Linked DNA regions of Homo sapiens: all the other regions are linked to region 2. A link is a loop called in an ENCODE intact Hi-C map of the cell type or tissue named here. Cell type or tissue: ascending aorta. All regions are shown on one strand. Region 1 overlaps ABCC1 (ATP binding cassette subfamily C member 1 (ABCC1 blood group)). Region 2 holds the start of MYH11 (myosin heavy chain 11). Region 3 overlaps MYH11 (myosin heavy chain 11).

The links. Peaks named below come from ENCODE experiments on the same cell type or tissue, not always from the same donor. Only the 100,000 strongest peaks of a DNase experiment are listed, where the experiment ranks them.
Region 1: it touches region 2 in a loop (8-fold over the local background); 5 of 110 quality-filtered maps call a loop at or near these places.
Region 3: it touches region 2 in a loop (2.5-fold over the local background); 4 of 110 quality-filtered maps call a loop at or near these places.

What each region holds. Positions count from the first base shown.
Region 1 is chr16:16,066,113-16,074,112 of GRCh38, forward strand. It overlaps ABCC1 (ATP binding cassette subfamily C member 1 (ABCC1 blood group)), which reads left to right. Exons shown (of 31, transcript NM_004996.4): 13 at 2,044-2,190; 14 at 5,530-5,617. Among named protein-coding and RNA genes, the nearest start is that of ABCC1, 120 kb to the left of the region's middle. In ascending aorta, no CTCF peak of the experiment used is centred here; a DNase peak (open chromatin) is centred at 1,179; H3K27ac peaks cover 7,236 bases.
Region 2 is chr16:15,852,463-15,860,462 of GRCh38, forward strand. MYH11 (myosin heavy chain 11) reads right to left here and starts at 4,566. Exons shown (of 41, transcript NM_002474.3): 1 at 4,479-4,566. RefSeq lists an enhancer at 5,612-6,113. In ascending aorta, a CTCF peak has its summit at 4,663 (motif pointing left); DNase peaks (open chromatin) are centred at 2,539, 4,759, 4,949, 5,969 and 1 weaker place; H3K4me3 peaks cover 6,352 bases; H3K27ac peaks cover 7,893 bases.
Region 3 is chr16:15,762,678-15,770,677 of GRCh38, forward strand. It overlaps MYH11 (myosin heavy chain 11), which reads right to left. Exons shown (of 41, transcript NM_002474.3): 10 at 1,119-1,214. It overlaps LOC124903651 (a long non-coding RNA gene), which reads left to right. Exons shown (of 2, transcript XR_007065005.1): 2 at 1-73. Among named protein-coding and RNA genes, the nearest start is that of MYH11, 90 kb to the right of the region's middle. RefSeq lists a silencer at 3,235-3,529. In ascending aorta, a CTCF peak has its summit at 3,384 (motif pointing right); DNase peaks (open chromatin) are centred at 3,377, 6,785 and 7,594; H3K27ac peaks cover 6,454 bases.

The DNA.
Region 1 (8,000 bases), 210 kb after region 2:
TGTCTGTCTCTGTTTATCTACTGTGGACTTTTCATATAAATGGAATCAAACAACAGGTGGCCTTTTCTGACTGTTTTCTTTTTTTTTGAGACGAAGTGTCTCCCTTGTTGCCCACCTGAAGCGCAATGGCATGACCTTGCCTCACTACAACGTTTGCCTCCTAGGTTCAAGCGATTCTCCTGCCTCAGCCTACTGAGTAGCTGGGATTATAGGCATGCACCACCACTCCTGGCTAATTGTGTATTTTTAGTAGAGACGGAGTTTCTCCATGTTGGTCAGGCTGGTCTGGAACTCCCGACCTCAAGTGATCCGCCCGCCTCAGCCTCCCGAAGTGCTGGGATTTCAGGTGTGAGCCACCCCGCCTGGCCATCTGACTGGTTTCTTAGCATGATGTTTTCAAGGTTTATCCATGTTTTAGCATGTATAAGAATTTCACTCCTTTTTATGGTTGAGAAGTCTATCATGTAGATACATGTAGACCCTTTCGAGTAAAGAATATCTCTGGGCTGGGCATGGTGGCTCATACCTGTAATCCCAGCATTTTGGGAGGCCGAGGCAGACGGATCACTTGAGGCCAGGAGCTCAAGACCAGCCTGACCAACATGGCGAAACCCCATCTCTACTAAGAAAAATACAAAAAGATTAGCTGGGCATGGTGGTGGGCGCCTATAATCCCAGCTACTTGGAGACTGAGGCATGAGAATCGTTTGACCTTGGGAGGCAGAGGTTGCGGTGAACTGCGATCGCACCACTGCACTCCATCTTGTGCAAAAGAATGAGACTGTGTCTCAAAAAAAAAAAAAGTATCTTTAGGTAAGATGCCAGTGTTGCGTTACCGCTTAGAAGATGGGAGCCAGGATGGGTGCAGTGGCTCATGTCTGTAATCCCAGCACTTTAGGTGGCCGAGGCAGGCAGATGGCCTGAGCCCAGGTGTTCGAGAACAGCCTAGGAAGCATAGGGAGACCCTGTCTCTACAAAAATAAAAAAACTAGCCGGGCATGGTGGTATGCGCCTGTAGTCCTAGCTACTCGGGAGGCTGAGGTGGGAGGAATGCTTGAGCCCGGGAGGTCGAGGCTGTGGTGAGCCATGATTGCACCACTGCACCCAGGGATCATGCGTCCCTGTCGTTTCGAGCACCTTGCCTCCCTCTTGACATCGGAGCCTGGAAAATTTCTGTGCCATGGCTCAGCGTCATCTGTCTTGTTAATGTCAGAGCCAGAACACGAACCAGCTCTGGCTTCCCGTGGGACCGGGCTCTCGCTTGTGTGACCACGTTAATAGATTCCTTGGAAGAATGATCTAAGGAATTTGGACCAAATCTTCCAACAAGAAATAAAAACAGCTGCCATCTGTTGAGTTTTACTGTGCTTGGGCCCTGTGCAAATAAACACCCTACATAAGTGCCAACAGCCCTTAAAAGCCTATCATGACTTCCATTTTATAGATGAGAAAATAGGGGCTTGCCTGGAGAGGTGAAATAACTCAACCAGGGTCCCACAGCGGAAATATGGCAAAGTGTATGGTTTTTATTTTTAAGCTGTATGACCTTCCAGGAAGTAACAATGAAATGGCAGTGCTGAGACCCTGAAAATACATGGGCCGATGGCCAGATGGCAGGGCTATTTGGGTAAAGTGGGAGAGACAGCTCCCTTGAATGGTGAGAGGGAGGAGTCAGGTGGCCCCCTGGATGGAAGATGGTTTCAGGCAGAGGAAACGTCAGGGGCAAAGGCCTGGCTTGGGGATTGTGCTTGGTGCTTTTGAGGAATACTAAGAATGCCCCTCTAGGACATCTCTGAGAAAGTTGATGGGAGAGGCCGGCTCTTTGGGCTCCCGGTCGTTGATTTATCCAGTTCATTCCCAGAGTGTTTAGTGAGCACCTGCCATGTGCCAGATACTGCCCCAGGTTTTTCCACGAGCTCCAGCAGCTGGTCAGTTGTGGCCACCTGGGGAGGGCCCAAGCGCGTCTCCAGGGCCTGTCACTGCTCCTAGGATGATGACTCTCACTCGGGGCACAGCAGTCAGCACTGGGCGTTCTGCTTGCAGGTGGCCTTGTGCACATTTGCCGTCTACGTGACCATTGACGAGAACAACATCCTGGATGCCCAGACAGCCTTCGTGTCTTTGGCCTTGTTCAACATCCTCCGGTTTCCCCTGAACATTCTCCCCATGGTCATCAGCAGCATCGTGCAGGTACAGGGGGAAGCTGGGGCGACTTCCGAGAGGGGGCCTTGGGGTTCTAGGCCACGAAAGCATGGAAGTGCCCCCGAGCGCAGCCTCTAGATCACACTCCCGGTCGGGCTCCATGAGGCCCGGACAAAGGCTGCCATGCTTTCGTCTGGTCATGCCTGAAAGAAAGAAAACACATTTGACTTCTTGACAGAGAACTCGCACTTGAGTATATGAATCAAGTTTAATGCAGCAGGGCTTTCCCATGCTCTGGAAGAATCTTTCCGAAATACTCTGTTCTCTTCAGCCTGTTCCTCCGCCATTCCTATCCTTTTTTTAAAAAACGTAGCTCTTGTCTGACTTGATTGATTTTACAACCCACTGATAGGTCTTGACCACCCACGCTTTGAGAAACCCCAACCTTACAGCCGGGCGCGGCGGCTCATGCCTGTATTCCCACCATTTTGGGAGGCTGAGGCGGGTAGATCACCTGAGGTCAAGAGTTCGAGACCAGCCTGGCCAACATAGTGCAACCTCATCTCTACTAAAAATACAAAAATTAGCCAGGTGTGGTGGCGGGTCCCTGTAATCCCAGCTACTCGGAAGGCTGAGGCAGGAGAATTGCTTGAGCCCAGGAGGAAGAGGTTGCAGTGAGCCAAGATCGTGCCATTGCATTCCAGTCTGGGTGACACAGCAAAAACTCCGTCTCAAAATTAAAAAAAAAAAAAAGAAAAACCCCAACCTTACGGCCGGGCATGATGGTACATGCCTGTAATCCCAGCACTTTGGGAGGCCAAGGCAGGTGGATCTCTTAAGCCCAGGAGTTTGAGACTAGCCTGGGCAATATGGTAAAACCCTGTATGTAAAAAAAAATAAAATAAAATAAAATAAAAATAAATAAATAAATAAATAAATAAATAAATAAATAAATAAATATGTTTGAAAATTAGCCAGGCATGGTGGTGTGCCCCTGTACTCCCAGCGACTCAGAAGGCTGGGGTGGGAGGATCAGCTGAGCTTGGGAAGTTGAGGCTGCAGTGAGTCATAGTCTCACCACTACACTCCAGCCTGGGTGAAGGGAGTAAGACCCTGTTTTTTTTTGTTTTTTGTTTTTATTTTTTAGAAACAATGTAGACCATGTAGAATCTCTAAAATTCCTGCCATTGACTGTGTAAGGAGGGGTGGCTTTCTGTTTTGTCACACTTGGGCACTACTGGAAGCTCCTGTCACTTTTCTGCACTGTTTTCACATTCTTTTTCCGAGCATTGCGAACATCCCTTTTGAAAACTCCATTTTAACTACATAGGCAAATCAACCGTAAAATTTGGTAGTACAAGGCTGATAGCAGGCTTTGTCAAAAACAAAAAAATCCATTTTATTATGAAAAATGTCAAGTGTACACAGAAGTAGAATAGCTTAAAGTTTGTAAACTGGCATTAAAAGAAAAAGAAAAAGAAAAAAAAAGCCAAGCATGATGGCTCACACCTGCAATCCCAGCATTTTGGGAGACCAAGGCAGACAGATCAGCTGAGGTCAGGAGTTCGAGACCAGCCTGGCCAACATGGGGAAACCTTGTCTCTACTAAAAATACAAAAATTAGCCAGATGTATTGGTTGGTGCCTGTAATCCCAGCTAATCTGGAGGCTGAGACACGAGAATCGCTTGAACCTGGGAGGTGGAGGTTGCCGAGGTTGCAGTGAGCCGAGATTGTGCCACTGCACTCCAGCCTGGGCGACTGAGTGAGACTCAGTCTCCAAGAAAGGAAATAATACAACATGAACCCCGTGTACACATCACTCAGATTCAACATCGGCATTTTTTGGCTGGGCGCAGTGGCTCACGCCTGTAATCCCAGCACTGTGGGAGGCTGAGGTGGTAGGATTGCTTCAGCCCAGGAGTTCAAAATCAGCCTGGGCAATGAGACCCTTAATCTACAAAAAATAACAAAATGGGTGTGGGGTGCATGCCTGCAGTGACTACATGGGAGGCTGAGGCAGAAGGATCGCTTGAGCCTAGGAGTTTGAGGCTGCAGTGAGTTATGTTTGCACCACTGCACTCCAGCCTGGGCAACAGAGCAAGACTCTGTCTCAAATAAAGAAACCAAGGTTGGGCGCAGTGGCTCATGCCTGTAATCCCAGCACTCTGGGAGGCCGAGGTGGGCGGATCATGAGGTCAGGAGATGGAGACCATCCTGGCTAACACGGTGAAACCCTGTCTCTGCTAAAAATATAAAAAAATTAGCCAGGTGTGGTGGCAGGTGCCTGTAGTCCCAGCTACTCGGTTGGCTGAGGCAGGAGAATGTTGTGAACCCGGGAGGTGGAGCTTGCAGTGAGCCGAGATTGCGCCACTGCACTCCAGCCTGGGTGACAGAGCGAGACTCCATCTCAAAAACGAACAAAAAAACCCAAAACATTTTGCCACAGTTGATTTATCTCATTCTTTTTCAGTATCCCTCCCTTGTCCCTCTTTCCCTTCATTTGTTTTTAATGCTAAACTCTGCTATCTATCCCTTCATTCTTTCCTTTCTTTGCCGAATAATTTTAAAGCAAATCTCAGACCCCTTACATTCTACCCACAAATATTTCAGCATGCATTTCTTCCTACATAATGTAATACCATCATCATGTCTAAGCAAACTAACAATAAGTTTTTACAATAATACTCAGCCCATATCCAAGTTTTCTGGAATATCTCAGAAATGCCTGTCCCATTGGGCTGTTTGAATTGGCTCTGTTGCATTTGCTGTTACGTTTCCAGAGTCCCTTTTCCACCAGGCCTCTGCCCTTTTCTTCTTTTATTTTTATTTTTATTTATTTATTTTTTGAAATGGAGCCTCACTCTGTCACCCAGGCTGGAGTGCAGTGGCATGATCTTGGCTCACTGCGACCTCTGCCTTCCCAGGTTCAAGTGATTCTTCTGCCTCAGCCTCCCGAGTAGCTGGGATTGCAGGTGCGTGCCACCATGCCAGGCTAATTTTATGTATTTTTTTTTTTTTTTTTAGCTGAGGCGGGGTTTCACCATGTTGGCCAGGCTGGTCTCAAACTCCTGACCTCAAGTGATCTGCCTGCCTTGGCCTCCCAAAGTGCTGGGATTACAGGTTTGAGCTACCGTGCCCAGCCATTCGCCCATTTTTTCTGAAATACCTTTTGTGGGCTTTTAAAACAAAGCAGAACCAAACCTGTTTCTTTTTTTGTTTTGTTTAATTCTAAAGTATACACTGGTTCTAAGAAATGTGGGACCTTCAGAAATAAGGGAGGGTGTGTGCCCCTCCACACCTGGGGAAACCCTTGAAAGTTAACCTTGGTTGGTTTTGCAAAAATGCTTTTTAAAAATAACTCTCCCCTGCCATTGCTCTCTGTACAGGCGAGTGTCTCCCTCAAACGCCTGAGGATCTTTCTCTCCCATGAGGAGCTGGAACCTGACAGCATCGAGCGACGGCCTGTCAAAGACGGTGTGTGTGTGTTCAGTCCTGGCTTCTGGAAGTGGCCGCCTTCCCATCTCCCACTGGGTCCTCCCTACTTGCATTTCTTTCCCTTGGCTGCCCTCAGGTTTGACTCTGCCCAGCCGCTTGTCTGCGAGACCCCGGGGGACAAGGGTTCTGCAGAGCCTGCAGAAGGGAAGGGAAGCCTGGCCTCCTGGGCTTCTGTCCTGTCTCACACTTCCCAGGAGGGTGAACTTGCACTTGCATTTTTGTTTTCTTGCTGAGGGTCAGCAGCTGCTTGAGGCTTCCCCGTGGGAGTCACTTTCCAAGGCTTTGACCTTGATTCTATTCTGGGCTAAATGAGGACTCTGGAGGCTGGCCAGCCTCCATCACCCACAAGCTGTGTAGACTTAGGTCTGAGCCTCAGTTTTATCTAGATAAGGGAAACAAAAGTACCTTTCTTTGGCTGAGTGTTACTTGGATTTTTTTTTTTTTTTGAGACAGGGTCTCATTCCATTTCCCAGGCTGGAGTGCAGTGGTGCAGTCACAGCTGTCACTGCAGCCTTGATTTCGTGGGCTCAGGTGATCCTCTGACCTTAGCCTCCCAAGTAGCTAGAACTACAGGCACACACAGCACCATACTTGGATAATATTTTGGTATGTTTTGTAGAGACAGGGTTTCACCATGTTGTCCAGGCCGGTCTCGAACTCCTTAGCTCAAGCAATCCACCTGCCTCAGCCTCCCAAAGTGCTGGGCTTATAGGCATGAGCCAGTTCTCCTGGCCTTTTTTTTTTTTTCAATATTAAATTGTTTTATTTGGAGAGACAAGGTCTTGCTTTGTTCCTCAAGTTGGTCTTGAGCTCCTGGGCTCAAGGATCCCTCTGCCTCAGCCTCCCAAAGTGCTGGGATGACAGATGTGAGCCACTGCACCTGGCCATGCATTTTTATTGGCAGGTTTGTTTGTTTTGTAGCTTGTTAATTTATCGTTTCCCAGCCCATCCCCCTGAGCCAGGGATGTTGTTTGTAACCATCTCTCTAGGCACTTAATAATAAATATTAGGCCGGGCACAGTGGCTCACGCCTGTAATCCCAGCACTTTGGGGAGCTGAGGCAGGTGGATCACTTGAGGTCAGGAGTTCGAGATCAGCCTGGCCAACAAGGTGAAACCCCGTCTCTACTGAAAATACAAAAATTAGCTGGACATGGTGTTGGGCACCTGTAATCCCAACTACTCGGGAGGCTGAGGCAGGAGAATCACTTGAACCCAGGAGGCGGAGGTTGCAGTGAGCCAAGATCGCGCCACTGCACTCCAGCCAGGGCAAAGAGTGAGACTTCATCTCAAAAAAAAAAAAAAAAATAATAATAATAAATATTAATGGCACTAAGTGCAGTGACACGTTCACTTATAAAGCCTCTGTCATGCACATGCCATTCCAAGGATGTCAATGTCCCAACTTGTCCATTACTCACCATGGTACCCCTGGAGGAGGGTGATGGAAACCCCCATTTTCCAGATGAAGAAACTGGTCTCTGAAACTTGCCTGAGATTGCACAGCTGATCAAAAGAAGAACCAGCATTCACACCCACAGCCCATCGGTAGAGTCCATGCTCTTCCTGGCCATAGGGTGTTGCCTCACTGAGATTTACTGAGCACCTACTATGTGCCAAGCATTGTGAGAAGTGCTCTGTGTGCACTGCCTCATAGACACCCCATCACAGCCCTCTGAAGTTGATTGCATGATTGTCAGCCTTATTTTACAGATGAAAAAGTGAGGCACAGGCTGGGTGCAGTGGCTCCTACCTATAATCCTAGTACTTTGGGAGGCCAAGGCTGGAGGATTGCTTGAGGCCAGGAGTTTGAGACCACCTTGGGTAATGTAGTGAGACCTCGTCTCTACAAAAATTAAATTCACCAGGCATGGTGGTGCACCTGTAGTCCTAGTTACTTGAGAGGCTGAGGCAGGAGGATTGGCTGAGCCCGGGAGTTCAAGGCTATAGTGAGCTATGATCATGCCACTGTACTCCAGCCTGGGTGTCAGAGTGAGACCCTGTCTCAAAAAACAAACAAACAAAGGCACAGAGAAGTTAACTAACTTGCCTGTGGCTACCCAGGTACGAAGTGGTAGCCCCAGGATTCAAACCCATACAGTCTGGCTCCAGAGTCCAATGTCAGAAGATTGAATGTGTGTAAACGTCGGTTATACCGCGTGAGCTGTGTCTGGCACCTCGCAGGCGCTCAGGTATCTTTAGTGGCACCTAAAACGTTTGACACGTTTGACACAGCACCTGGTGCATAGAAGATGATAAACAGATCCTGGGAGTTGTCACTTCTCTGGTCTGAGCGAGATGGTCTCAGCATCTTCAGCTCAGCCCCCTGGTGTGGGGTTTTTTATCCTGGGCGCTACTGACAT
Region 2 (8,000 bases):
GCTGGGATTACAGGTGCCCACGACCATGCCCAGATAATTTTTGTATTTTTAGTAGAGATAGGGTTTAGCAGAGACCATGTTGGCCAGGCTGGTCTTGAACTCCTGACCTCAGGTGACCCACCTGCTGCGGCCTCCCAAAGTGCTGGGATTACAGGCGTGAGCCACTGCACCTGGTCTGCAATGTCTTTAGCCAGTCATTTGCAATATCTATTAATTTTAGATACGCATGCCCTTTAACTCAGCAAGCGCATTTCTGGGAATTTATCCTACAGATAAATTCATATAATTAGACAAAAAGTCCAAGGATGAAAGAGTGGCATTATCTATTATTCCCATTTTCCTGCTAAGCCTATCGGGGTCTTGAAAGGTAAATGCAAGGCCCTCCCTTGCAAAAGTTGGGGAACCAGGATTAGAATCCCGATCTGTTTGAAGCCTAATTTACTCAGAGATGGCATTAGCGATGTTTGACACATCTGAATATGTCAGCCCTATTCACAGTCCTGTCCTAACAACTCACTGCTTCATCCCTTGAGCACAAACAAGCTATTCATTAGCCTGTGGAAGATCCTTAGGTCTTCGAGTTACAAGTCTCAGCTCTGCCCAAAACTCGCTGGGTGATGCTAGGCAAGTCACTTGCCCTCTCTGGGCCTTGTATTTTTCAGCCTGGTACAGTAAAGTTCTATGCCCCTCACCTTTTTTTTGAGACAGAGTCTCACTCTGTTGCCCAGGCTAGAGAACAGTGATGCAATCAGGGCCCACGGCAGCCTTGAACTCCTGGGCTCAAGCAATCCTCCTGCCTCACTCAACCTCCTGAATAACTAGGACTACAGATGCATGCCACCATGCCCAGCTCATTTTAAAAATTTTTTTGTAGAGATGGTGCCTCGCTATGTTGCCCACTCTGGTCTCAAACTCCTGACTTCAAGCCATCCCCCCACCTCAGCCTCCCAAATTGCTGGGATTACAGGTATGACCTGCCATACCTGGCCTCTATGGCCCTTTCCTAGCAACTTTGATGAGGTTGTTCCTCCTTAGCCCCTGAAACCCTGATACAAGTCACAGATGTCCGACCTCCCCTTTCAGCCACTGTGAGCAGCTTCTTCCTCTGTCCTTGGATCACATACAAGGTTTCTTTCAAATTCTTGCCTGCCTTTCTCTAAATTCAGTCTTTCCTCCATTGTGTGGCCAGGGTTAAAAGTTGAAAGGTCAGGAGTGGAAGGAGAAGACCTAGAGAGCAAAAAGGCCATCCCTTAAAGTATGCCATCAAGACCCTAAATAAGCCAGGCGCGGTGGCTCACGCCTGTAATCTGAGCACTTTGGGAGACCAAGCCAGGCGAATCACTTGAGGTCAGCGGTTCGAGACCAGCCTGGCCAATATGGTGAAACCCCATCTCTACTAAAAATACAAAAAATTAGCCAGGCATGGTGGTGGGCGCCTATAAACCCAGCTACTCTCTACTCAGGAGGCTGAGGCTGGAGAAGTGCCTGAACCTAGGAGGCGGAGGTTGCAGTGAGCCAAGATCGCACCACTGCACTCCAGCCTGGGCGACAGAGCAAGACTCTGTCTCAAAAACAAACAAACAAAACCCTAAACAAATGTAATTGGAATTTGTAACATTCCCAATCCAGGTAAGGAATGGTAGCTTAATATATTAAAGATTCTAATCACCACTTTCAGCCCAAATAGAAACGAGGTTTATGAGATCAAAGGGAAGAAAATTAAGAGAAGCTTCTCCTTTAACGGCCACATAGTTTAGGCTTCCCGGTTCTGCCAAAGATGAGCCATGCCATACTGAGCAAACATCTTGAACTCTCTGGTTGTGTTTGCTATAAATAACCATCACTGAAGCTTACCAGGGGCCAGGCACTGTGCTAAACCCTTCATACACATTAGCTCATCAAATCCTCCCATGAGGGTAATCTGTGAAACTCTGGAGTTAGAAAGACCTAGATTTGTAGAATCTTCTTTTCCTTACTGGTTAGCTGAGCTATCTTAAGCAAGTTATTCAGACTCCATATGTGTAAAATAAAGCCAGTTAGAATAACAGTATCTACTCTAAAGGGTTGTTATGAAGACGTAAGATAATGTCCACAAAGCGTTTAGCATCTCGCCAGGCAAAAGTGCCCAAAAAACATGAGTTATTCTCATTAGCCCCATTTCCCGGATGAGAAAGTGAGGTTTGGGGAGGTGCGGGAGATGATTTTTAAATTTGCTTATGGCCTTCTATGATTCTACTGGATTGAATATTGAACTTGGTTTTCAAGAAAAATCTACTATATATCTGCTCTTGGAATTACACGCTTGTGCCTAACGTGGAAGACCCACCTGTTTGGATTCAAGACCTGTGGAAAGGAGACAATTCCCTCCCACCCCCCACCCAAAAAAATCAAACCTCTGAATAAGAGGGGGTAGGAAAAAAGAATCCCACTTTCCTCCCAAATCTCTTCTCCTTAGGGTTTCTCCACTAGTTCTTCAATGGGTGAGGGACATGGTAGACAAATCCCCAGGGCCAGGACCAACCGGGCTGCGGTGCAAGGCTGGGTAACTGACGAGGGGGCCGGGGATGGCCTCATGGAAAACGCTTCCATAAATGGGCATGTTTGCCTCAATCTCTGCCCTCCCACGGAAAAGTAATGATAACAAATCCATAACAGATACCTTGTACGGAATAACACATCTATTTCGGACATGATAATAAAAAAACATGGTGTTTACAAGGCAAGCCTGGCGGCTTCTCGGAAAAGACCCAGCTAGTTCACGTTCTGGACTCTCGGCATGGCAGCCCACCTAGGGTCACTGGTTTCAGCTAGGTCACCCCCTCAATCAGGGGACAAACAGTGCCTTTTATTTTAAATGTGCAAAAAGTCAGTTTATGTTTTCTTCAAAGGACACGGTGATAAACATTTACTTTGTTGGAAGCATTTAGTCCCACCAGAAACCTGACCCCAACAAGTTTGTGTCCATGGTAAAGAAGAAAGATAGTGGGGTCAAGGGTATGAACTTGGACTCAAACTGACCCGGGAATGGGTTCTACCACTTGCTGGCTGTGTGACACTTTACCTCTCTGAGCCTCAGCTGCCTTGTATACTAAACAGGCATCATAAAGCCTTTCTTATGAAGTTGTTGCAAAGATTAAATGAGATAAATTAAGTTAAATGTTGCAACAGCATGTGGCACTGAAGTGTTCCATCAACGGTAGCTATCTCAAAGGGAAAACATCAATTTCCTTCAAACAAAATTCTCTATCTTATTTCACACCCTGCCACCTAATGACTTTCAGTTCAGCGTCAAGTTCCGTCTCTGAACAATTCTAAAATAGTATCGTTGAGTAAATCAAAGAAACAAAAAACTATGCAAAGCAGTTTATTAATAGCCTGCATTCTTTTTGCCAAACCCCGGACGGACAGTTCACCATTTAATCTCTCAGTTCTTCATACTGCAACTAAACACTCCCACCTTGGGTTTCTAAATATTTTCTTTTACTTCTTGACAAGCATGGCTTTGGATGGTACCTTTTCTCAAGTGGCAAAATCCCTACCAGACCCTGTGCTGGAAGAAAACTTACAACAGGCAGTAGCCACACTTTCTCTCGTTTTACCCATTTGGTTGGGCACGAGAGTGGCATTGACACAGGTGGCTCTGCGGGAAATTCTAGTGTAATCTTACCTAACGCACCTGCAGATCGTGGAAGCAAATGGAGACTTTGGAGCCCACCTGGGTATCTGGGGGCCCTTTGGGGTCAACCTGGGTGAGTTGTTTTTTTTTTTTTTAATTTGGAGAAGAGGAAAAAGTGGGCTGTAACAAACTAGATCACAACCAGCCTTATCTCCCAGGGGTTCTCAACATAGAAGAACCTCCCCTAAACTGATTAAAAAAAAAAAACAACAACACTCCTTTCTGCTAAGCCTATGCCCATGTGTTTTTAACTGATTTAATGCATTATCAACACAACTGTGCAATACGGTCAAATCCACAAGGAGCCTCACTTTGCCCTTCTGTGTGATAGCAAGTGACTTTTCAGTGAAGTTCAGCTGTAAATTTTTTGGTGCCTAGAATAAAAGTGAGATGCCTTGATTGTCTGCACCGGACCTCTGAGATTTCCAAGGGAGCATATCTCCTGGATTAGCCTCTTAACAAGAATCACTCGGGACTAATTTTTTTTTTTTTAAGGCAGTTTTTCTGGGGATTCTAGAGTTGGGAAATGGAGTTGGGTCCAGGCATTGATATCGTTAATAAGCACCCCCAAAATGGTACTTCTCACTGGCAATCTTAAGAAATGCTGTTTGGGGAAAGTCTAGGATAATCTAAGACGATAAGGCAGAGAGAGATCCAAATCACAACTCTGCCCCCACCATGGCCCTTACGAGGTTGACAACAGGGACCCCTAAGTGCACCCCAGCCCCTATAGAATACCCTATAGGACTTTTAACACCCCCCTGCCCTGCAATCTGCCCCCAGAATGACAACTACTACTTACAGATCTCCAACTGGGGGGACTAGTGGAGAGGAAACTGGATGGCGAGCTCGGATCTGACGCACCTCCCAGGCCGGAGCGTCCAAATCTCCCTGCGCGTCCTCGGACGCCTCTCTTTATAGACCCGGAGCTGCCCGCGGCTGGGAAAGGGGAGGAGGCCGAAGGGGTGGAGTTGGGGAGGGTCCCTCGCGGCCCCCTCGCCGCGCCCCCTGCAGGGCGCACCCCCGGCGGGAGCGCAAGGAGCTGGGGCGCTCGGGACAAGGGTGCACGGAACAGGTGCGCACCGCACAAGGGCGCACGGAACAGGTGCGCACAGGGACGGGAGTCTCAGCCCCGGCCCCAGGCGGTCGCAGACGCTCCGGATCCCTAGAGAAAGGGGGTCGAGCAGGCAGTGTCTGTGCGGGATGCTTGAGAACGTCTTCCCTGAGTCGGTTCCGGCCGCAAAGGCTTTAACCTCTTCCTCCCCGTGTCGGGGCTGTGGTGGATCTGACTTGACATCTCCCACCCCACTTCCCATTTTATTGGCATCGCACTGTCTGGAAAGAGGGCCGGCTGTGCAGCGTGAAGGGTAGGGAAAGGGGATTTCTTGAACTTTGCAAAGTGCAAGACAGGAGGCCCCCACCCTTGCTGGGAACCGTGCAGGAAGGGGAAGTTTTTACTTTTCCCAACTTGCCATCTCCACCTCCACCCACATCACCACGACCAAAATACAAATAAAAATTAAAAATAAGCCCACTGTGATTATTTCAGCTGTCCCCCTCCCCTGTGCGCCACTCGCCAGCTGCGTGACCTTGGGCAAGTCACTTCACTTCTCTGAGACTTGGTGTCCATAGCTACAAAATGGGGGAAGGCGGTGGCGGTGATAATTACGTTATTTACAAGATGCAAGTGTCAAGATCCAAGGAGAAAGTGGGTGTGCCCCCAGAGTCTGCGAGTTCCCTTCAACAACTTCCCTTCCCCAAGGATTCCTCGCCTAAAATTGCATTCCCTGTCTCTCTCCATCACAGGCTCTCTCGCTCTGTCTCTGCCACTGTCTCTGCATGTCTGTCACTCTGATCATTGCTGTCTCTCGCTCTATCTTTTGTCTCTGTCCCTCTCGCTTCTCTAGATCTGTCGATGTATCTGTCTCTCCCTCCTGTCTCACTTTGTCTCTGGTCTCTGTGTCTCTTGCTCTCCATCTCTCCCGCGTGTCTCACTCCTATCTCTGCGCTTTCTCTCTCTCTCTTCCCCAGGCTCTCCGTCTTCTCCCCGTCCCTCCCTCCCCGCTCCTGTCCACGCACGCACACACAGGCCATAAAAGGAAGTCGAGGCGGTGGGCTGGCCCCGCGCCAGGCCGGGGACCCGCGGGCAGCCCGGGCGCTCCGCTCCCCGCGCGGCACCAGCTCCTCCGAGGTTCCCGGGCCGGGCCGGGCCGGGCCGGTCCCCCTCCCCGGGAGCGGCGGGAGCGGCGGGCGGGAGACAACCCAAAAAGGGCAGGCGCGGACTCCTTCCTGCAGGAATTCCCAGCGCCGCATACCAGCTCTGGGCTGCCGGCTCCCCCTGACTAAATATGGTGCCGAGTGGCCTTCCTGCTCCCCGGCGTCGGGGGAGGGGGCCCTTCACGCAGCCACCGGCCGCCGTTGCCCCGCGGGGCTAGATGGGGACCCCTCTGCTTGGGGAAGGCCCGGAAGGGGGCAGCCCCCAGTCCCACGTGGGTTTCTGCTGCTTCAGGCTAGAGGATTTGGAGAGAGGGTTAAAGTTGGGCAGACCCCTCCTGGGTTCTGTACTTGACGCAGGCCCTTAGTCTACAACCACTCCTCTTGCAACCAGGTGGAGGGGCTGGGGGCCGGGGGTGCGGGGGGTGGCTTTATTAATACCCCCATTTTGCAGGTGAGAAAATTGAGTCCCTGCAGGGGTAAAGGGATTTGACCAAGCTCTCACTGGGACAGTCATTGATTGGTGCTGGCACTGGAACCTTTCTGATGACACCATTCACTTCCAGAGAGGAGACATTAAAGGGAAATGCCCAGGCAAACTGGCCTTGAGGCCCAGGGCGTGTATCTGAGAGTAGATGTCTGGCTTTGAATCTGCCAGTGCTGCTTTCTACCTATATGACCATGGGCAAGTAACTTTGCCTCTCCATGCCTCAATTTCCCTACCTGTAAGATGGGAAGAACATCAGCTACTTCCTGGCCTTTTTGTAAGCAGTCCTTGAGATGATCCATGTAAAATGAACATGGTGCACCGCTTCATGTGAGCTGCTGTTACTCGCAACAAACATGAAACCAACTAGAGTTGCACCAGGCCTCCGGGATATAAAGAGAGGCCTCTTCCCCTGCAGGCTCCCAGGCCCATCTGGAGAGCTCTGCATCTCAGACCCTTTTGGGTCCTTCTTCATCCTTCCAACATCAAGCTTACCTGGTTTTCACCCTGGAAACTCCTGAGCCTGGCCCTCACCCTGCAATGGGCCTAGATCAGAGAGTCAAGAACAGCCTGCATTTAGCTGGCTGGGGAAGTGAGGGGTAAAGCTCTGCGGAAAATGATGAATGAGCTGCTCCGCACAGGCTTTTAACATCTACGCTGTAAAAGGAGTGGAAATCGTCCCTGCATCAGCACAGAAATGATGTGGAGCAGAGAAGTAACGGAAGGGGGAAAATTGAAGTCAATCATCCGCTTCCCATCCTGGAAAGGGAAGGCCATCGGAATCTAGCTTGCTGGCCTCGAAGTAAAAACTGGCATTAATACTAGAGGCATGAACACTGTATTTCCAAAGGGTTCCATTCGATTCTTTAAATAACTTGTTGGTAACTTTTAAAAGAGAATAATTATAATGTGATTAACAACTGGAGACTGTAACACTCAATTTTACTTCATTCTCTCACCTACCCCTTATATAACAACCCTTTATTAAAAATTAAAGTAGGCAGCCGGGCACGGTGGCTCTTGCCTGTAATCCCAGCACTTTGGGAGGCCAAAGTAGGCGGATCACTTGAAGTCAGAAGTTCAAGACCAGCCTAGCCAACATGGTGAAACCCCCATTTCTACTAAAAATATAAAAATTAGCTGGGCATGGTGGTGCACACCTGTGGTCCCAGCTACTTGGGAGGCTGAGGCAGGATAATTGCTTGAACCCAGGAGGCAGAGGTTGCAGTGAGCTGAGATTGTGTCACTGCACTCCAGCCTGGGAGCCTGGATGACAGAGCAAGACTCCAACTCAAAAAAAAAAAAAAAAAGCAAAACTAAAGTGGCCAAGGCCAGGCATGGTGGCTCACAACTGTAATCCTAGCACTTTGGGAGGCCAAAGCAGGAGGATTGCTTGAGCTCAGGAGTTTGAGACCAGCCTGGGCAACATAGCAAGACCCTGTCTCTACAAAAAATAAAAAGTTAGCCATGTGTGGTGGTGGGTACCTGTAATCCCAGCTCCTTGGGAGGCTGAGGTGGGAAGATCACTTGAGCCTGGGAGGCAGAGGTTGCAGTGAGCTGAGACTCTGTCACTGTACTCCAGCCTGGGTGGCAGAGTGAGACCCTGTCTTGAAAAAAAAAATT
Region 3 (8,000 bases), 90 kb before region 2:
TTATGCTTAAAAACTCTGATCCACGAATGCTCAAGGAGATTGATTTGAGTAATAATAAAACTCTGTTCTCCCATGCAGCCGGCTCTGCGTGAGTTACTCTTACTCTATCGCAATTCCCCTGTCTTGATTAATTGGCTCTGTCTAGGCTGTGGGCAAGGTAAACCCAGTAAGCGGTTGCAACAGGTTTGATCAAGGTGGGCTCTAGGGAGCGGGAAAAAGCAACACAATATACAGCCTGGGCTGGGAAATAAGAAACCTAAGTTTTGCTCTCAGCTCAGCCACCAACAAGCATAGTGGTAGCCAGGCCAGCTTCTCAAAACACAAAATACTGTTTATTTGTGGGTAGGTTTATCAGATTTAGGGGGAAAATTACAGGATGCTCAGTTAAACCTGAATTTCAGATAAACAAGAATACTCTTTTGGTATAATCACGGTCCAAATGTTACAAGGGACATAATTAAAATTTAAAAAAAGGTTTGTTGTTTACCTAAAATTGAAATTTATCTGGACATCCTGTATTTTATCTGGCACCCCTAATTCTCAGGGCAATTGAGGTCTGTCTCCCCAAGACGACCACAGATACCGTAAGAAGAGCTATTCTTGTGTCATTTCCTGCTGTATCCCAGTGGCATATTGCAGGGGCTTGAGAAATATTTCTTTAACAAAACAATTAAGTGGGGTATTTTAGAAGAGATGGTCCCTCGGGATCTTGTCTGGTCACTATTAGGGGTAGGACGTGATGACTCTTGCCTGTAATCCCAGCATTTTGGGAGGCCAAGGTGGGAGGATCACTTGAGCTCAGGAGTTCAAGATCAGCTTGGGCAACACAGCGAGACCTCGTCTCTATTAAAACTTGTAAAATTTTGTATTTAAAAAAAAGAACAAATAAATAAAACTATTAGGTTTGTTTTTTTTTAATCCCTGCGCTCTGATTCAATAACTTTCCACATAGGGTCTTGAGCACTGAAAAGTTTGAAAAAGTGAGTGATAAGAACCTAGTCCAACTGTTGTTAAAATCCCAGATACCTTCACCTTGAAAAATAACCAGTGGTTAAATGTCACCTCCCCCACCCCCCCAACCCCAAAGTCATTGGTCATCAGGAAAAAGTGGCAAGTACCTGTGTTATCTGGCATGGACGCCTGGTCTGTGTTTCTTTCCTTCTTGAAGACGATATTTCCAAGCTGCAGGACCGATGATACCACCTTCAATATGGCTGAGGTGGGGAGAGAAGGGCAGAGCAGACACAAAGGTCAATGCCAAGGTACCCTGGAGTTTTGGAGCCTAAAGCCACTGGGGACCCAGAGCCAGCTTACATCTTTCCTCTGAAGAAACTAGATTCTGAGCTCAATATTTTCATATGGTTGCTTAAAACCTTGCATTACAATGGAATGCCACGCAGCAGGGACTGGCAAATTACAGCCCATGGACCAAATCTGGCCCACTGCTTGCTATTATACATAAAGTTTTAGTGGAAAACAGCTATACTCATTCATTTACATATTGTCTGTAACTATTTGCATGCTACACTGGCAGAGTTAATGAGTTGCAACAAAGATCGTCTGGCCTACAAAGGCTAAAGAATTTACTATCTGACCCTTTACAGAAAAATGTGTTAGCAACCCCTGCCACAGAACAGTGAGAATGAATGAGCTACAACTACCACAAATCAAAACTGATGTATTGGGGCCAGCATAGTGACTCATGCCTGCGACCCCAGCACTTTGGGAGGCTGAGGTGGGAGAACTGCTTGAAGCCAGGAGCTTGATACAGCCTGGGCAATGTAGGGAGATCCTGTCTCTAAAACAAAAAAAAAACCCTGACATATCTTCCAGACACAAATACCGAACAAAAGAGGACAGATGGAAACAAGAACATACTGTCTAAGTCCATATATAGACCGTCCATTCAAGAAGAGGCAAAACTAATCGATGCTGTTAGAAGTCAGGATAATGATTATCCTTAATTGAGGGAAGTTCTTAGAAGGTGCATGTGGGAGCTTCCATGGGGCTGGTGGCATTGTCTTATTTAAAATGGATTCTAGTTACACAGACGTGTTCAGTTTATAATAATTCTTTGCACTGCACGCTATGGCATACACAATTTTCTCCATGTAAATCATATGTCAATAAAAGGATTTTTGAAATAAAAACCCTGTGCTTCTTACATACTCTTCTGGGTGTAACAGATGCCCATGTTGGGATGAAGAAGATATACATTTGTTTCCACTTGTTGTCCAGGTGTCTCCAAACAAAAACGCTGTGTTCCCAGAATACTTGGAACCTTTCTGACTCCATACTCAGGCCATGTTACTGTTAAAATAGTTTCTATGTCTGAAATCCCCATAAGACCATGAGTTTCTGGAGAGTGGAGGGCCTGCCCTAATCATCTTTGAATTTCCAAAGCCTATTCCAAGGTCCTGATACACATGGGAGGGAGGGAGAGAGATGGATGGATGGTAGGTGGAAGGTGGATGGATGGATGAATGAATAAATGGATAGAGGATGGGTTCATGGATGAATGGACGGATGGATGGATGGGTGGGTAGATGAATGGGTGAATGATGGACGGATGAGTAGAGGATAGATGGATGAATAGAGGATGGATTGATGGATGAATAATTCATGGATAGAGGATAGACGGATGATGGATGGATGGATAGAGGATAGATGGATAGATGGAATGGACAGAGGATTGATGGATAGACGATGGATAGATGGATGGAGAATTGATGGAGGAATGGATACAGCATTGATGGATGGATGATGGATGGATGAATGGATGGATGGACAGATGATGGATGGATGGTAGATGGATGAATGGATGGATGATGATTAATGCAAATTCTTGGCTTAGCTTAACTCAGGTACAAATCACCCAGAGTTCTGGCTTCAAATCAGTCACTATGTTCCAGGAACAAAGCCTAGAGATCCCAGACTTCTCTGGTTCCTCAGGCCAAACCAGACATTACAAGGCCCTTCACAACAGCTATTCTCACGCCATGGGGTCCCTGGCCCAGCTCAGCAAAAGGACCCAGCTGCTGACCACCCATCCATTTGCTCCCACTTACTATGGTAGAAAGCCTTCTCCCCAAAATGAATGAAGCTGCTGTTGACAGGGCTTGGAAACACACTTCCTTTTAACCATAACATCTATGAAAGAGTCTTTGTAAACTATGAAGAGTTGCACTCACAGTTTTAAAAGTGTCAATTTAAACTAAAGATTCCTGAAATGCCTGCACAGCCCAGGCGAGCCGGCCAACTCAGGGTTTCTCAATCTTGTCACTGCAGAAATTGGGGGCCAGATAATTCTCTATTGTGGGGAGCTGTCCTGGGTATCATGGGAAGTTTAGTAGCATCCCTGGCCTCTAACCACTAGATGTCAGTGGTGGTTACCCTGACAGAGTTGTGACAACCACAAATGTCACCAGATACTACTCAATGTCCCCTGGGAGGCAAACTCACCTCTGGCAGAGAACCACTGGTCTAAATGAACAAAGCCAACTAATGAGGACTGTGGGGACCCAAGGAGGCCACAAACCCATCTGAAGGGGCCAGCAGCTACTCCGTCATTGCCACAGGGGATATAAGCCAAGTGTTGCTGGAACTTCTGATTTTTCTAGATAATGGAAACCCAGAGTTTTTATGTGAAGTGTACCCATGTTTTTTGGTGTGTGTGTGTGTGTGTGTGTGTGTGTGTGTGTGTGTGTGTGTGAGACTGAGTCTTGCTGTCACCCAGGTTGGAGTGCATTGGTGCAATCTCGGCTCACTGCAACCTCTGCGCTTCCCAGGTTCAGGGGAATTCTCCTGCCTCAGCCTCCAGAGTAGCTGGGATTACAGGCGTGTGCCACCACACCCGGCTAATTTTTCTATTTTTAGTAGAGACGGAGTTTCACCATGTTGGCCAGGCTGGTCTCAAACTCCTGACTTCAAGTGATCCATGTGCCTTGGCCTCCCATAGGGTTGGGATTATAGGCCACAGTGCCCGGCCTACCCATATTTAAACTTTAGGAACCAATTTCTAAAAATTTTGAAGGTTGTAGTGGCCGATCTCTCCTGTGGGCTCAGGAACCATTGGTTTGCACTTTCTGGTATAGTTAAATGTAATTCCAGAAATGACAAAAGAATGCCACCACTCCCAGGCCATAAGAGATGAACCTTGGGGCAGAATTAGCAGACAGCAAAGAAGTAAACCAGTGAGGAGACACAACACAGCAAGGGTGGTGACGGCTGGCAGCATCCTGGTGTGCTGGTGCAAAGCACGCGCTCTGCAGTTAGAGAGTCCTGAGTTCAAATCCCAGCTTTGCTTCTTATAAATCTCATTATCTCTGAATTTCCAAATCCTAGTTCCGGGTCCAGATACACATGGGGAGGGAGGGAGATGGATGGATGGCAGATGGAGGGTGAATGGATGGATGAATGTATAAATGTATAGAGGATGGGTTCATGGATGGATGGGTGGGTAGATGGATGGACGGATGGGTGATGGATGGATGGGTGATGGAAGGATGAGTAGAGGATAGATGGATGATAGAGGATGGATTGATGGATGAATCATGGATGAATAGAGGATAGAGACTCTACATGAGTCTCAATAAGTCCCATGAGCCTCAGTTTCCCTATCTGCAAAACGGAGATGGTAACAGTAGTACCTGCTTCGTGAAGTTTAGGTCTTGTAAGATGCTGAGCAAGGGCCTGGCCTAGTAGGTGATAAAGAGTGGAAGCCACCTATATTAGGTTGAATGTTGGTCTTTCTAAAATATGTCCACCTGGAACCTGTGAATGTGGCCTAATTTGGGGGGTTACATTTATTTTTTTTTCCTTTTTGTGGATACCGGGGTCTCACTATATTGCCCAGGCAGGTCTCGAACTCCTGGGCTCAAGCTATCCTCCCGCCTCTGCCTCCCTGAGAGCTGGGACTACAGGCGTGAACCACCGCGCCCAGCCTGAACGTGGCCTATTTTGGAAAAAATCGGTCTTCGCAGATGGAATCAAGTACAAGATCTCAAGATGAGATCATCTTGGATTAACCTGGTGGGCCCTACATTTAATGTCAAGTGTCTTTATGATGGACAGAAGAGAAGACCCACAGAGTAGAATGCCACATGAAGGATGAGGCAGAGACTGGAGTGAGACAAGCCAAGGAAAAGCCAGGAACAGCCAGAGCCACCAGAAGCCAGGACAGAGGCAAGGAACAGATCTCCCTCAGTGCCTCCAGGAGGAACAACCCCTGCCAACATCTTGTCTTTTAAAAAAAAAAAAATTTTTTTTTTTTAAATTTTTAGTAGAGAAGGGGTCTTGCTATGTTGCTCAGGCTGGTCTTGAACTCCTGGCCTCAAACGATCCTCTTGCCTTGGCCTCCCAAAGTGCTGGGATTACAGGCATGAGCCATTATGCCCGGCTCCTGCCGACACCCTGATTTCAGAACCCTGGCCTCCAGAACTGGGAGAGAATAAATTCCTGTTGTTTTAAGGCATCAAGTTTGTGCTAATTTTTTACAGTGGCCTTACACCTCTCTTCTTGCTGAGGAATAAGAAACAGGACTTTCCAACATCAGACATGTGTACCACCAGGGATACACAGGATGGACAATTTAGGTGATTTTATTTTTTATCTTCAAAATACATTAGAAGCAGTATAACCAGGCCAGGCATGGTGGCGCATGAGGATATCTTGAGGCCAGGAGTTCAAGGCTGCAGAACCCAATGTGGTGGGGAAAATCCTGGTGTCCCCTGGTCACTTGGAGCCTCATGAAGCTCCAGCCTGAAGCCTGACCCACCCCCTTCTCCATAGGCCCCTTGATGGAGGGTTTGGAAGTAGCTCTTGGTTTATAAATGGGGTTGGTGTACATTTAGGACTAAGTTGGTTCCTATGAGAGTTCGTCATTTGCACGCCATCGTCTGAATGCTTGCTCTGTGTACCATCTGCTCCATTATTTGCTTAATCATTTTCTTTAAATTTACTTCCTTCTCTTTCCTTACATTTGTTTTAATAGAAAACTTTCTCTATCTTCAGTGACAAATCATCTTCACTTGCCATAAATAGATGGCAATTATAAATATAAATACAAGGAAAACAGTATTACCAAATTCTAGCTAGATGCTTGGGGCTGCCGAAGGTGCTGGGCCTGGAGTCTGGTCTCTGTGGTTAAAGGGGAAACAAGTGCCAAAGTACATTGAGAACACTGGGGACTGGGCATGGTGGCTCATGCCTGTAATCCCAGCACTTTGGGAGGCCAAGGTGGGCTGATTGTTTGAGCCCAGGAGTTCAAGACCAGAGAATACTGGATAACATGGTGAAGCCTTGTCTCTACCCACCCCTCCAAAAATCAAACCAAAACAAAACAAAAAACCCCAGGCCAGGCACGGTGGCTCATGCCTGCAATCCCAGCACTTTGGGAGGCCAAGATGGGTGGATCATCTGAGGTCAGGAGTTTAAGACCAGCCTGGCCAACATGGCGAGACCCAGTATCTACTAAAAATACAAAAAAAATTAGTGGGGCATGGTGGTGGGCGCCTATAATCCCAGCTACCCAGGAGGCTCAGCCAAGAGAATTGCTTGAACCCAGGAGGCAGAGGTTGCAGTGAGCCGAGGTCGTGCCACTGCACTCCAGCCTGGGTGACAATAGCAAGCCTCCATCTCAAACAAAACAAAACAAAAACCCTAAAATCAAAAATTAGCCAGGCGTGGTAGCACATGTCTGTAGTCTCAACGACTTGAGAGGCTGAGCTGGGAGGACTGCTTGAGCCTGCAAGGCAGAGATTGCAGTGAGCTGAGACTGCGCCACCGTACTCCAGCCTAGGTGACAGAGTGGTGTGATCTCGGCTCACTGCAGCTTCGACCTCCTGGGCTCAAGCAATCTTCCTGCCTCAGTCTCCCAAGTAGCTGGGACTACAGTGTGCACCACCACACCCAGTTAATTTTTTGTATTATTTGTAGAGAAGGGATCTTGCCATGTTGCCCAGGTTAGTCTCAAACTCAAGCTCAAGTGATCTGCCTGCCTTGGCTTCTCAAAGTGCTGGAATTACAGGCGTGAGCCACCATGCCCAGCAAAACAATTTAAATGGTCTCATTGTTTTCTTTCACAAGGACAGACAATGATTTAATAAACCCTCTATTAATCAACCTATTTTAGTTTGTTCCAGTTTTTTTCTATTTATTTTTTTTGTAGAGACAGAGTCTCACTGTGTTATCCAGGCTGGTCTCGAACTCCTGGGCTCAAGCAATCCTCTTGCCTCAGTGTCTCCAAATGCTGGGATTACAGGCATGAGCCACTGTGCCCAGCCTGTTCCAGTTTTTTATTATTTAAATAAAACTATACTGAACAGTGTAGTACATCAAGAAAAAAGGATTTGGTAAATTCCTGGCACACAGCAAATACTTAACCATTGTTCATTGTTATTTAAAAGCAAGATTAGAAGCAAAACTGACCCCTGTCCCAAATGAAATGAATCATTCTTGGAGGGCCTATGTCATTCAGACAAGGAGGCTATCAGCACTAGATTCTGATGTGGGACCCTGGCCAAGACCCACATACACCATCCATTTGTCAACTGACCCATACAGCCTAATTTTCCAGACCCCAAGTTATCTTCGGAGGAGCTGCCCCTCCCCTTATGCAGCATTTCAGCAACCTCAGTGCTATTCTGGGGCTCCAAACGGGCGTAGGCGTGGGAAGGAAGGGAAACTTTCCACAGTTCTGTCCTGGTGTTCCTGAAAGAGATTAACCTTCAACACTGAGGCACATCTAACGCAGAAGGAAAATCGTTTCTGGAAACACAGTGTCCCGACCAAGAATTTCTTTCTGAGCTGTCCTGTTCTCAAGACCCAGTGTGTTTCTTGGCCATTGGTTGGATGATTTTGATCAATATCAATTGATCACCAGAGCAACCCCTCCAGGAAAAGCCTGAGTAAATCCACTGCCTCGATCACTCCCCCTCCCCTAAACCCTGCCCACATGTTCCTGATGAGGCCAACATCTCTACCTTCAGCTCCAAGAATCC